2 separate regions of the Mus musculus genome follow, and region 2 is linked to region 1. A link is a contact called in ENCODE Hi-C or POLR2A ChIA-PET data. All regions are on one chromosome and are shown on one strand. The core of a region is the stretch at or near the end of the contact, and the rest is flanking DNA. Distances in the headings are between cores, read along the strand shown. Region 1 holds the start of Nsd1 (nuclear receptor-binding SET-domain protein 1). Region 2 holds the start of Prelid1 (PRELI domain containing 1).

Region 1 (6,180 bases), core at 491-2,990:
CTCTATGGCCAAGAATCCGTGCAGGTACCTTGCATCAGGGTACCTGATAAAAGATCCATAGATTATAGAGGAAGAAATGGGGGCTGAGGTCTTTGCCTGACAGTTACATCCCCACACACCTGTGTGTCTGACAGGCCCAGCATTTCATGGCATCTGTTGGGTGTGTCGGCTCACACAAGGATGTTGCCCACCCCACCTGTGAAAGTAATAGTCCTGAGAATGTGCACAAAGGGCTTGACCTAGTCCTTAATTCTTTGCAGACTAGTAAAGGGTTAAAGGAACAGACGTGTGTCAAGCGCTCAGTGGTGTCTAATGCATGATACCCGCTCAACAAGGATTTGTTCTCATATGTCTGCAGGTGAGGTGTGCAGGCCCAGAAGAGATTCTTGAGTTATAATCAGTAGAGAAGAGCTAGGTCTACACCCCAGAACCCAATCCTACAGGAAAGCAGCCCCGTCTCACTTGAGGATTCAGTATCCTTCTGAATATAGAAGCTCAGCTCCATAAGCACTCTGGTTGTGTCACTGTGGTAGACAGTTTTATAGTAGGAGGAAGGGAGGACCCCCAGGGGTTACCTAGGGAAGTCTGATATTTCCCTGGGGTCTCAGTCTTGTTTCTGTCAGTAACTAGGTCATCCTGAATGGGGGTGAGGGGGAGGTAGGAGGTTAAGGAGAGGGTCCTGCAGAGCAGTAATGTGCTTACATCAGCTAGTCTCTCTCGGTACCCTTTTTTCCCTGAGGCCACAGGTTGCCTGGCACACTAGCTCCCATTTTGCTTCCCCAGAGCCTGGTGCATTGCCTAGACTGCAGGAAACGGTTGCTGAAGGAAGCAATGAGTTACATTTCAGTATTTGTCAAATATGTCTGTAATTGTTAAGGACAGAGTGTTAGCCTGTTTCAGGATCCTCCCAGATGCCTGTGTCTTGGAGGCCACAGATGAGGAAACAGAGGTTTGGGACTGAAAGATAACTTCTTCAAGGCCCTCCAGTGGCAGTTCCAAGTACCTCAAAATGGCTAGGCACTGGGAAGGGCTGTGGAGTGATTAGCATTGGGGTAACTGCCAGTTAGAAATGACAGGCTCAAATGATTACTTGTGAAAAAGGATCCAGTGAGAGCTTTCCTATTGAATTGCCCGAAGGTGTTAGCAGGAGTTATTCCTTCGTAGAACAAAAGACCGGGTCTCCATGGGAGAGGGCCCCAGTTTTTTTCCGGCTAGTTTTAGCGCAGGGAAAGATGCCAGTCAACTTTGCATCTGGAAACTCCTTTAAACTAACCCGAGGGACCTGAGGTCACAGTAGCCTCTTCACTCTTGCTTCCGCCGGGCACCTTCTCTCAGGAAACCCACTTGCCCTCTTGGCAGGGCCAGGGCTCCAGCATTACTGATGGTATGCTGAAGGCTTAGCTCTGAGCCTCCTTTAATGGACTGTGGGTCTTGGACAGCAAGCAGCTGGAAGCATCCTAAGCCGCTGCTTGCTGGACACAGTCACGAGGTGAAGGGCAGGGAAGGATGGAGTTTGGCCCAACCATTGCAGATCCCCAACCGGTACAGATACTTGGCAGGGGAACGCCAAAAGTGCCTGTTCTCCCAGGTGGGGGTCTAGTTACCAGAGGGCCCTCGGTAAACACTCTACTGGGGCAATAACTATGCACATTTACTAAGCCTCTGGAGGAATGGTGGTCACGTGGCCATCGAGGGCGGCGCCCTCGGCTTTAAAATGAACTCCAAATCACCGAAGGCTTTCTGGAAGAGGCGGGAATTCTCGGGGCCGTCCAATATGGCTTTCTCTCAACAACAAGGATGCGCTTAACGCTCTAGGGACCAAGTCATGCCTGAGGTGAGCTTCTTGCGGTGAAGCAAACCCAGGAAGCAGCAGGGTCCGGGAAGGGAGAAGTGCCTCAGGGGACTGGAGTGGCTGGACCAGGCCTGGTCCAGTCCCTGACCTTCCACTGTCTTTGAGGAATGGACGCGCTACAGCCCTACGAGGTCAGGGCGGCGGGGTCCTGGTGCTAAGTGCGCGCCAGCAGGACCCCGTCCTCCTAACGCAGAGCCTTCCTAGGCCGGGGGTTTGCGCCTTTCATGCTTGGCCAGCCCGTCCAGCCTGTCGGCCGTCCCTGTGCAGTCGCGCAGGGGTCCCGATGCCTGGGCCTCAGGGGCGAAGCGCGCTCGAGAGGGCCATCTGCCTGGGTGTGGAGAACTGCAGCGTCCGCGGTGCGAGGCGCTGCCCCTCCCGGCCCCCGGCCCCGCGCGCCCGCACCTCTCCAAGGCCGCCAGCGCCCGCAGCCCCGGGGCCGCCGTGCCAGGCCCAGACCCAGACCCACACTAGGCGCTGGAGGCGGTGCAGGGATTAGTGGACCCCTCCCCCCGAGCTCCCCTCGCCCCGCCCGGGGCAGCGAAGACCCCTGGGCCCGAGGGTGACCGAGGAGCTTCGTCCCCGCGGGGTCTGGACCGGGGGCTCGGCCTCGCTGGGCGGGGGCTGCACGGCGACAGGCCGAGGTGCGGGCGCGCCGTTAGGCTGTGTCCCAGAGGCCGGGGTGTGGGGCGTGGGCTCAGGGCTGCGGGGTCTCTCGGCCTCAGGCCCGGGTTGAGGCCACGGTCCTGCGGCCAGTACCCCGGGGCGGGTCACCCGACCCTGCTCCCCGGAGCCGCTCACCCCGCACGGCCCGGCCTGGGGAGGGAGAGGGAAGGGAAGGGGTGGTGGGTGAGGGGCCGTGGGGACCGCAGGGCCGAGTCCCCGGCCCGCCCGCACGCGCTGCTCCAGGGCGGCTGCCCCAGGCTCCCGGGAGGAGCCAATCCCCTGCCTCGCGGGCGTCGAGCCTGCGGCCGAAAGGGAGTCCCAGGGCTGTAGAGGCTTGGCTCGGGGAGGCAGACCCGAGCTGCTGCTGCCTCCATTTTGTTTCCTGTTCAGCTTGGTCTGTAGTGGTGGTGGTGGTGTGGGTTTGGGGTGCGGCTGGGCAAGGGGGTTCCCCTGCGGCCACGTCTGCTCGGGGCCTGGGGCCTCGAAGACCCCCATGCCAAACCCCCCAGGTGAGCCCTACAGCGAGACGGGGGTAGCCTCGGCCTCGGGTCGAAACCAGCGGGGCTGAGGGCAGGTGCCCAGTGGATGGGGAGCCCGGGCTGGAACCTAAGATGGAGGCCGGGGCTGACGCGGGCCTGAGAGCAAGGCCGGCGGGCCAGGCCTCAGCCAGGCACCATGGTGGCTCCGGGGTTGGGGTTCAGGATGACTGGGGTGCAGTTAGCCGTGTGCAACCAGGGGCTGGCGCGGCGCCCCGAGGTAGGTGAAAGGATCGTCATGCCACCCACGACGCCCGCAGGCCCCGACACTCTGGGGAGGCGCGCGAGGCCCCCCAGGGGAGTCCGCCTCAGGCCCCGCCCGGGCAGCTGGGCCGACCCGTAGGCCCGGGGCCCTGAGCTAGCGCCCAGGGGGAAGGGAGGGGAGGGGGCGGCAGCAGCAGCTCCGCTGATTGGGCCGCCCGACCCGGCCGCTCGCTCGCCCGACTTCACCCGCACTGAACCCCGAAGAGTGAGGCAGGCGTGGGAGCGCGCGCAGGGTGTGTGTGTGCTGCGGGGGTGTGTGCGGGGGGGGGGGGGGAACGGGGACGGGATGGGTGCGCGCGCAGGAAGGGGTGCGCGCGCAGGGAGGAGGGCGGGTGCGCGCGCACCCGGGGGCCTCGGTCGCTCGCACGCGGGCCGGTGCGCGAGGCGCTCTCCTCAGCACGCGCCGCCGCCGCGGGGGCGCGCGCGGTGGGGGTGTGAGGAGGAGGAGGCGGTGTTGGCGGCGGAGGAGGAATAGGCCGGGGCGCAGGTCGCGTTCGCTGCCTTCTCGCCCGGGGAGAGAGACGAGGGGGGGGAGGGGGGGAGGCGAGCGGCTCCTCTCTCGGTGTCCTCCGCTCCGCTCGCGCCCCGGTGTAATGAGGGTCACCCCCTCCCCCCAGCTGGCCCGGGAGGGGGCGCGGGGCACGGTAACTAGTGCGCAGGGGTGGGCGACGGGCGCGAGGGGGGGAAGGGAGGGAGGGAGGGAGGGAGGAGACAGCGGGGCCGGGAAGATGGTGGTGTGGCCGTGAGTGAGGTGAGGGGACTCGGTGGAGGGCCGGTGGCTGAGCAGGGTTGGCGGCCCGCTGTGCTGCAGCCGCGGCGGCGCCCTCCCCCTCCTCCTCCTCCATCACTACCAGCGGGCCTTGGGCCTAGCTGGCCAGGCTGCGGCGAACTTCCTCCCGCCGCGGCCCGTGCATCGCCGGCCGTGTCCCCCCCCCCCCCCCAGCCCCGCGCGCACCTCGGCCTCTGCTTGCCCTCAGGTAGCTTGGCTGGGGGTGCGGGGGCGCGGGGGCGGCCGCCCTCCCGCAGCAAACTTTGCTCGCTACTGAGTGTTGATGAGCGCCGACAGCAGCGCTGCCGGGAGGTGGCTGCCGCCGCGGCTGCGGGAAGGAGCGCGGCCCGGGCAGGCGGCGTCGGCAGCAGCCATGTTTGTCAAGCTGTAGTAGCAGCTGCTGCTACCCTGACTCGGCTCTCGCCGACCGATCACCTCGGTTTCTCTCCCGGCCCGTGGCTCGGGGTCTCGATCCTGGCGGCTGCGAACCCAGTATGTTTGCAGCCAGGAAGGCGAGCTTCGGGGCACACCCGCCTCTGCCAACTCGCTCGAGGCCTGCGCACGGTAGCTGCAAAAGGCTCCGGCGCCGGCTGGGCGCGGGGTGCAGCGCTATTGTGACCGCTGCGCCCAGCTTGCGGAGGAGGAGAAGGAGGACGAGGAGAAGGAGGGGGATACCTTTTTGTACAACGTTCAGAAGCTGCCTCCCGAAACCCGCAGCCCCTTCTCTTTCAAGAGATTTTGGCTGTCGGACCTTGGGCGTGGGGAGGAGACGAGGGTTCCCGATTGAGATCTGGGAATTTTGACTGCCAAAGGGCTTTAATTTTAGTTCAGCCCCAGTGTCCACCGGCCTGCAGTGCAGGGAAGAGGAACGGGCTGTTTCCATGTGGCAGGATTTACCCGGCTCTGGGAAGATGTAGTTCTCACTGAGGCCATTTTCCTGTGTCAGCCTGGAGAACTTTTCCCGTCCTTGGAAGTGCAGCCGAAAGGCCACTAGGCCTTCAGAAGTGGCTGCCATTTTGAAAAGAAGAGTCAGATGGTTTGTTAACTCAGATTAATTGCTGTGTCTTTTGGATTTCAGGTTGATGCAGGCACAGTATGGATCGGACTTGTGAATTATCTAGAAGAAATTGTCTGCTGTCCTTTTCTAATCCGGTGAATTTAGATGCCTCCGAAGACAAGGACAGCCCTTTCGGTAATGGTCAATCCAATTTTTCTGAGCCACTTAATGGGTGTACTATGCAGTTACCGACTGCTGCCAGTGGAACATCCCAAAATGCTTATGGACAAGATTCTCCATCTTGTTACATTCCACTGCGGAGACTACAGGATTTGGCCTCCATGATCAATGTAGAATATTTAAGTGGGTCTGCTGATGGATCAGAATCCTTTCAAGACCCTGCAAAAAGTGATTCAAGAGCTCAGTCGCCAATTGTTTGCACTTCCTTGAGTCCTGGTGGTCCAACAGCACTTGCTATGAAACAGGAGCCCACTTGTAATAACTCCCCCGAACTCCAGTTAAGAGTAACAAAGACGACCAAGAATGGCTTTCTGCACTTTGAGAATTTTACTGGTGTGGACGATGCAGATGTAGATTCTGAAATGGACCCAGAACAGCCAGTCACAGAGGATGAGAGTATAGAGGAGATCTTTGAGGAGACTCAGACCAATGCCACCTGCAATTATGAGCCTAAATCAGAGAATGGTGTAGAAGTGGCCATGGGAAGTGAACAAGACAGCATGCCAGAGAGTAGACATGGTGCAGTGGAACGGCCATTCTTGCCGTTAGCTCCTCAAACTGAAAAACAGAAAAATAAACAAAGAAGTGAAGTGGACGGAAGCAATGAAAAGACAGCCCTCCTCCCAGCCCCCACCTCACTAGGAGACACGAACGTTACCGTAGAAGAGCAATTTAACTCAATAAATTTATCTTTTCAGGATGATCCAGACTCCAGTCCCAGTCCATTAGGAAACATGCTAGAAATACCTGGAACTTCATCACCATCCACTTCACAGGAATTGCCATTTGTAAGCAGCTTTTGGTACAACTTAAATATATACTTGAATGTATATATATAGGCCACGTAAAGGGAAACTTT
Region 2 (6,427 bases), core at 1,360-3,859, 110 kb after region 1:
CACTGGGAAGCTTAGGACTGAGTCACACCCCTGAGCACAGGTTCAGACATAACACAACAGGTAGAGCTGGCCTAACCAACTCGTCTTGAGGTTGATGTACCCAAGCCTTTTGTCTCTGGGCACAGCTGAGGTGCTTTCCTTCGTCTTCTCCTGAACTTTGTACTTTTCCATCCCAGCCTCAACCTATCTTCACCCCCACAAAAGAAAAAAAGTGATATAGTTCTTGCCTAGTATGTTAGAAGCCCTGGTATTTGCTCTACACTCAGACATGTAAGCACTAATAAAAAGGCCATAAGAAAAAGAGCCCATTGTTTATCCATGGTTTCAGTGATAGTCTTAGGAAACTGTTACTTGGTTCCAGATGGAAGTCTTCATATAAGTGAGGCCCACGTGGCCCCAGGAACAACTAGGTGTTTTGACACCCAGTGCACACAGCAAGGAAATGCATCAATTTTATTTACAGTTCAGAAGCTACTTAAATAGTCTGGACAGAAGCCTGGGATTCAAGTCAGCCCTTACTCCTCCTCATGCCCACAGTCAGCCCAATACTTCCTCCGTTCCATGGGCCAGCACAGGCAGGTGCCACCTCTGCTGTGAGAGGCACCTGGAATAGCTCAGACGCTTGACCATTCCAGCCCAGACAAGAGTCAGGTCCAGCCCCTCTGGGAATTCATCTAATTCCACTGGGCCAGATGAGTGGTGACTCAGTGATGACAACAGCTGTAGAAGTAAGGGTTTGCCTTCTGGCTCAAATCCACACCTTTGTCCTCTGTCAAAGAGAGGAGAGGTGACTGCTCAGCACTACTATTATGTCGGGGCATCAAGTAGGTCACCAAGAAGGCTGGGGACCATGAGGAAGTACACACCTGTCATCACCTGGAAAGCAGCCACACTGACGTAATCCTCAGCCACTTTCTGGAAGAGTTCATCTGGCAAGCAAAGAATCAGTGAGGGCCTGAGACCAGCAGCCCTGGGTATCCCAGTGGCCCAGCCCTCTGAACCTTTCTGCTCTACTGTCCTGCCTGTTCCTGCTGACAGGACCCAAGACAACACTCACCCACACTTTGGCCTGTCTTGCTGGATGTTTCAAAGAGTTGGGCTTTGATATCTGCAAAGAGAAGTGACTGTCTTCACACTTGGGGAGCACACCTAAATGTAGCTAACAGTTCAGTCTCCTGAACCACACAGGTTCAAGAAGGCCAGAAAGCAACCAAGACTGTCATTCCCATCTTTGAAATACACTCAGGCAGATAGTACCCGCCCCCAAGCCCCCATCCTCAGAGACTTAAAAACAGCTACTATCGGCATAGTCCTGAACATCATGGAAGTCTACACGACGGCGCCGCCTGTCTTCCTCCAGCAGGTCACTCTTAGTGCCACACAGGTAGATTTGACAGCCCTGTAGCAGAAGACAAGGCTGAGATTATCTCCACAGACCAATACAGTCTCTGTCCCTACTCTTGTGATATCTGGCCACCTACCTCTTCTAAACTGCGCAGCTCCTTAACCCAGAACTTGGCTCTCTCAAAGCTGCTGCTGTCAGTGAGGTCTTGGTAAGGGTAAGGCAAGAGACACATAAAGATCAGCGGCTTCCCTCTGATGCTGGCCTGTAACCTAACCCTTACTACTTGAACACGCCAGAATTCAACCCCTTACCATAACAGACAATTGCAGCTTTAGCACCCCGGTAATAGATTCTGCTCATGGCTTCGTAGCGCTCGGAACCTGCTGTGTCCTGAGGGGTGAAAGGAGTTAATAAGCTCCTTCACAAGACTACAAAATAGGCCCCATCTTCCAGACAACCCCCCCTCCTTTTTTTAGACGAGTAAATGGGTGTGAGGAAGGAAAAACGACCTCTATGAGGCTCCAGTTGGCTGGTTTAAGAGGCAAGACATTAAATTCGGGAGACAGGTTTGCACAAGACTCTGTTCTCAAGGGACTTACCCAAATGCCCAGAGTCACCGTCCGGTCTCCAACGCACATCACCTTGGCCACGAAAGCAGCCCCGATGGTCTACAACCAGGGAAGAGATAAGTGTGGAATACTGGCCGGACCCCTTCCTCCCATGCCTGCTCCGCAGGGGTGCACTCACGTTCTGATAGGGCCCCACCAAGAAGCGGTCGTGCACGTATCGTTCCACCAGGCTCGTCTTGCCCACGTATTCCTTGCCCAGCATAACCACCTTAACGTCCACGCGCTGCCCGCTCATGCTCCCTGGGCCGCCTCACCCACTTCAGGGTCCGCGCGGCCCAGGCAGAGCCCAAGCCTCAGACCCCAACCCCAAGGGCCTCGCACCTCGCAGGCCCCTGGCGCCTCGGCCCGGGGCGCTCCGTCCTTTGCAGAGCCGCGGCGCGGGGACGCGGACAGCGCCCTCCACCGCGCCGCAGAGCCCTGCGGTGCTCACCCGCGCGACCGCCGCTGCGCCCGAAGCTCCGCTGCGCCGGGGTTACCGACTGAATCTGGGGTCCTCGTAGCTAACTCCAAACAGCACCTCTGGGACTGGAAGCCAAGAGGCGGGACGCCCGGTCACGTGACGCGGGCGCCGGAAGTGGCCGATCCTATGCATCCGGCGCCGGAAGCGTCGTGCAGTCCTATAACCCCTGATGGCGGCGGTAGGGACCTGGGCGCGGTCCTGCGGAGATTGAGCTGCGAGCCTGGCGGGCGTGCGCCTAGCCACGTCCCCCCCACCCCCGGGCTCTTCACCCTGATGCTGCACGGGTGCTGAGCCCGTCCGGGTCGGGACGATGGTGAAGTATTTCCTGGGCCAGAGCGTGCTCCGAAGTTCCTGGGACCAAGTGTTCGCCGCCTTCTGGCAACGGTACCCGAATCCCTATAGGTACGTGGCGTTGGGTAGAGCGAGTCGCCTTCCTCTCTTCTTCTGGAGATCGCACCGTAGGCTGTCCTTCAATAGTGGAGTTTGAAAGACTGGACAGAGTCCGATGTGGGCTATCTGCGGAACTGTGGCCACAGTTATAGCACAAAATCCTTATAGGATTAGAATCAGTCCAAGCCTCCAAAGTCCTCGAAGAAGATTGTCTAGTTTGTGATTTATATTGGGCTCTAGATTTCTATTTTGCAGTCCAAAGGTGGTTGGACAGGAAGAGGCGGCAGCACGGGAGTTGAGCGGTATTTCGGGGCCAGAAATCCTGAGGATGGTTTGCTTACCTGCTGCTGGCGCTCTCTAGTGGTATAATTCTTGAGATTTTGCTCGCTTTGGAGAGCCACAGAATCCATGTCGGGTGGAGGAGGGAGTTGGAATTTGCCCGGGGATAGGTTCAGTGTACTCTAATTCTGAACCCGGGCACAGATCACAGATTGCAGGCAGCCATGACCTGGAGGCGCTAAATAGGAACCAGTAGACATGCTGTCAAGAGCAGGCTCCTGAGAATCATCTTTAACTCTTGCAGCAAACATGTCTTAACCGAAGACATAGTGCACCGGGAGGTGACCCCCGACCAGAAGCTACTGTCCCGGAGACTCCTGACCAAGACCAACAGGATGCCACGTTGGGCAGAGCGACTGTTTCCTGCCAACGTTGCTCACTCCGTGTACATCCTGGAGGACTCTATTGTGGACCCCCAGAATCAGACCATGACCACCTTCACCTGGAACATCAACCATGCCCGGCTGATGGTGAGACTTCCTTTGCTCCCTCAAAATAGTTGCCCTTCAGATTTCAGGCAAGAGAGTTGTGGGAACTTCTGTGGCCAGAGGCAGGCCTAAAATACCAATGAGCTGCATCTCTAGAGTTCTGCCCTTAGATTGGTCTACCCTTTCGATTGGTCAGATTCTCTGGGACTGTCCCTTGGCTCTCAGATGGTGGGGAAAGACACCCCTGTTCTTTTTTTCTTTTTTTTTTTCCCCGAGACAGGGTTTCTCTGTGAAACTCTGGCTCTCCTGGAACTCATTTTGTAGACCAGGCTGTCCTCGAGCTTAGAAATCTACCTGCCTCTGCCTCCCAAGTGCTAGGATTAAAGGCGTGCACCACCAACCACTGCCCGGCTGACACCCCTTTTCAAAGCTTGTTACAAGTACTGTGCGCAGAGCAGTCAGTTGGTGACATGCATGCATGCATACATATGGGGGGGGGGGTGGCTTTCAGGAATGATGCTGATCGAGAAAGGGAGGCTGTGGCTTCCCTGTTGGAGTCACATCAAGTGGAGATAACTGGGGTGTGCCTCGGTTTGTGCATGAGATTTGAGGAAGTGCATTATATGGATCTTGTATGCTTTGGAAGGCTTGAAAACCCATGTTTGGGAATGTTCACACAGTGTGAATAACCTTCGAGCTTCTAGATGATTCTTTCTCGGCTTCTGTAAGCCTGAGAGGTGGAAATTGTGCGTTTCAAAAAAGAAAAACTTTATATAAAGATGTGCCACTCACAATCCGTGAGTAAGGCACCTTTTCCTGCCCAGCACTGTCTGAAGTCACCTCAGCTGAGAGCTCTGCTTGGTAGATATCACATTGACAAGTTTGTGACTACTTCACATTCTTCAGGAGGCTGCCGCTCCCTTTGTTAATGAAAGCTGTCATTTTTGGAGTGTGTGCGCGTGCTTGCGCACACACACAATACCAGGAAGTTCAAAGAGGAGAGGGTAGAAGGCAGACGAGAAACACTGCTCACATCTAGATCCAGAGGCCCCAAGATCGGGTTGGAATAGCAACTGATCCCAAGAAACTGTTCTACTTGGAAGGGTCAACAGAGAGGTAATGGAGGCAGAGCAGCCTCCCTCTGGGCCCAGGATACATAACGGGAAGAACTTTGTCATTGCTTCCCCTTGTGAAGGAGACAGGGACAGTAGCATGGTAGAGACAGGGTGTGAGCGTGCAAGTGAGCAGAGCATAGGGTGCTTCTTTGAGGTGCTCAGCCCAACTTCCCTTGAAGGTGGTGGAGGAACGATGTGTTTACTGTGTGAACTCTGACAATAGCGGCTGGACCGAAATCCGTCGGGAAGCCTGGGTCTCCTCTAGCTTATTTGGCGTCTCCAGAGCTGTCCAGGTAAGAGGCTGCAGGGCGGGCAGGGCGGGGCTCGGCTCTGGGTCATTGAGTAACTCTCCCATCCTTCTCCCTCTCCTGCCAGGAATTTGGTCTTGCCCGGTTCAAAAGCAATGTGACCAAGACAATGAAGGGCTTTGAATACATCCTGGCCAAGCTACAAGGTGAGGGCCCTGGACACTGTGTCAGGAGTTGGAGAAACCCTCACTCCCAGTAGCCTTGACCAATGAGACTCCTAAGTGTGCCTATGAAGGATGGGTGGGAGGGTCAAGAAACAGGACACCAACTTCATTCCTAAGAACCCATCAACAATGGCTGCTGTGATTGACCAGGGCTTGGGTGGGTCTTCCAGGCATTGTCTGAAGCTAGACCCTGTCGTTTGCCACAGGTGAGGCCCCTTCCAAAACCCTTGTTGAGACAGCCAAAGAGGCCAAAGAGAAAGCAAAGGAGACCGCACTGGCAGCTACAGAGAAGGCCAAGGACCTGGCCAACAAGGCCGCCACCAAGCAGCAGCAGCGGCAGCTCGTATAACTCGCTTCCTCTCCCTCTCCCCAGTGTACGTGATTATTAAAGAGCAACCTGCAGCCCTCTCTGCTGTCTGGGGTGGTGGGTCAGGGCCCTGTCCTGGTCAGCATCTGCACCACACCCAGCTCTGTCTGCCGGGCAGAGGGGTGCAGTGACTTGCCCAAGGTCACAGCAGTGCGCAGGTGATAGACTGTACGCTCCAAGAGGGCAGGGCTCCTTGTTTTATTCTCTGCTGTGTCCCAAGTACCCTGAACAATATTTAGCACATAACAGGCACTCAATAAACACATGATTTGATTAGCCCCAGTTCTGGAGTCAGATAGCTTTGGTTTGAATCAGGAGCTCAGGCACGTCACACACTCTGCCTCAGCATCAGGACCACAGAGCATCCTCCACGCTGTCAGATGTGCACTGCCTTCACAAGACCCTTTTTGCCAGCTACTGACCTTATTTCCTCTCTTCCAGTTGTGGCAGGGACTTCATCTCATCGGGGCAAAACCATGGACAGGAACTTACAAAAGAGGATTTTAATGAAAATACTGTGCAGTATATACGGGCAGAGGCCTGGGGCTTTGCCCAGGAACAAGAAGTTTTGAGGCTTCCTGTCCCTGTGGGGAGCAGCAAAGCAGGGCCAAGTGCTACATGAAATTCCCTGGGGGATGGGGAGGGTGGCCCAAGCTCAAGCTGTGCAGCAGAGTCTGGAGTCTGCTCCCACACCTTGGCTTTAGTCTCTTCAACATGTGGCTCTAAGCCAACTTGTGTGGGGGCCACTGACTGGCAGGCTCAGTCCAAGGAGAGTACAGGCCGCAGTGGGCATCATAGCCAGGCGCAGGTGCTGTGTGAGTAGCTGTGCTCCCGCCCAGCGCTGAAGCTCTGTAGGAGCTCTGTTTCAGTCCCAAACACCAG

What was found. A loop is a pair of places that touch in the nucleus more often than their neighbours do. ChIA-PET counts read pairs that join two places held with the same protein, here RNA polymerase II (POLR2A).
Region 2: a map of heart shows a loop between it and region 1 (2.1-fold over the local background). The contact joins the promoter of Prelid1 here to the promoter of Nsd1 in region 1. A Hi-C loop is called at or near these places in 1 of 37 maps with a recorded cell type or tissue (heart). POLR2A ChIA-PET finds 5 or more read pairs at or near these places in 4 of 5 experiments (Patski and embryonic stem cell).

Annotation. Positions count from the first base shown.
Region 1 is chr13:55,208,042-55,214,221 of GRCm38, forward strand. Nsd1 (nuclear receptor-binding SET-domain protein 1) reads left to right here and starts at 1,741. Exons shown (of 23, transcript NM_008739.3): 1 at 1,741-1,834; 2 at 5,163-6,109. The coding sequence starts at 5,180.
Region 2 is chr13:55,319,446-55,325,872 of GRCm38, forward strand. Prelid1 (PRELI domain containing 1) reads left to right here and starts at 2,610. Exons shown (of 5, transcript NM_025596.5): 1 at 2,610-2,836; 2 at 3,408-3,633; 3 at 4,886-4,999; 4 at 5,082-5,160; 5 at 5,385-5,827. The coding sequence starts at 2,745. The coding sequence ends at 5,527. It overlaps Rab24 (RAB24, member RAS oncogene family), which reads right to left and starts at 2,535. Exons shown (of 8, transcript NM_009000.3): 1 at 2,093-2,535; 2 at 1,945-2,013; 3 at 1,657-1,735; 4 at 1,482-1,549; 5 at 1,300-1,399; 6 at 1,058-1,108; 7 at 867-929; 8 at 1-769. The coding sequence starts at 2,209. The coding sequence ends at 705. It overlaps Mxd3 (Max dimerization protein 3), which reads right to left. Exons shown (of 6, transcript NM_016662.5): 6 at 5,725-6,427. The coding sequence ends at 6,338.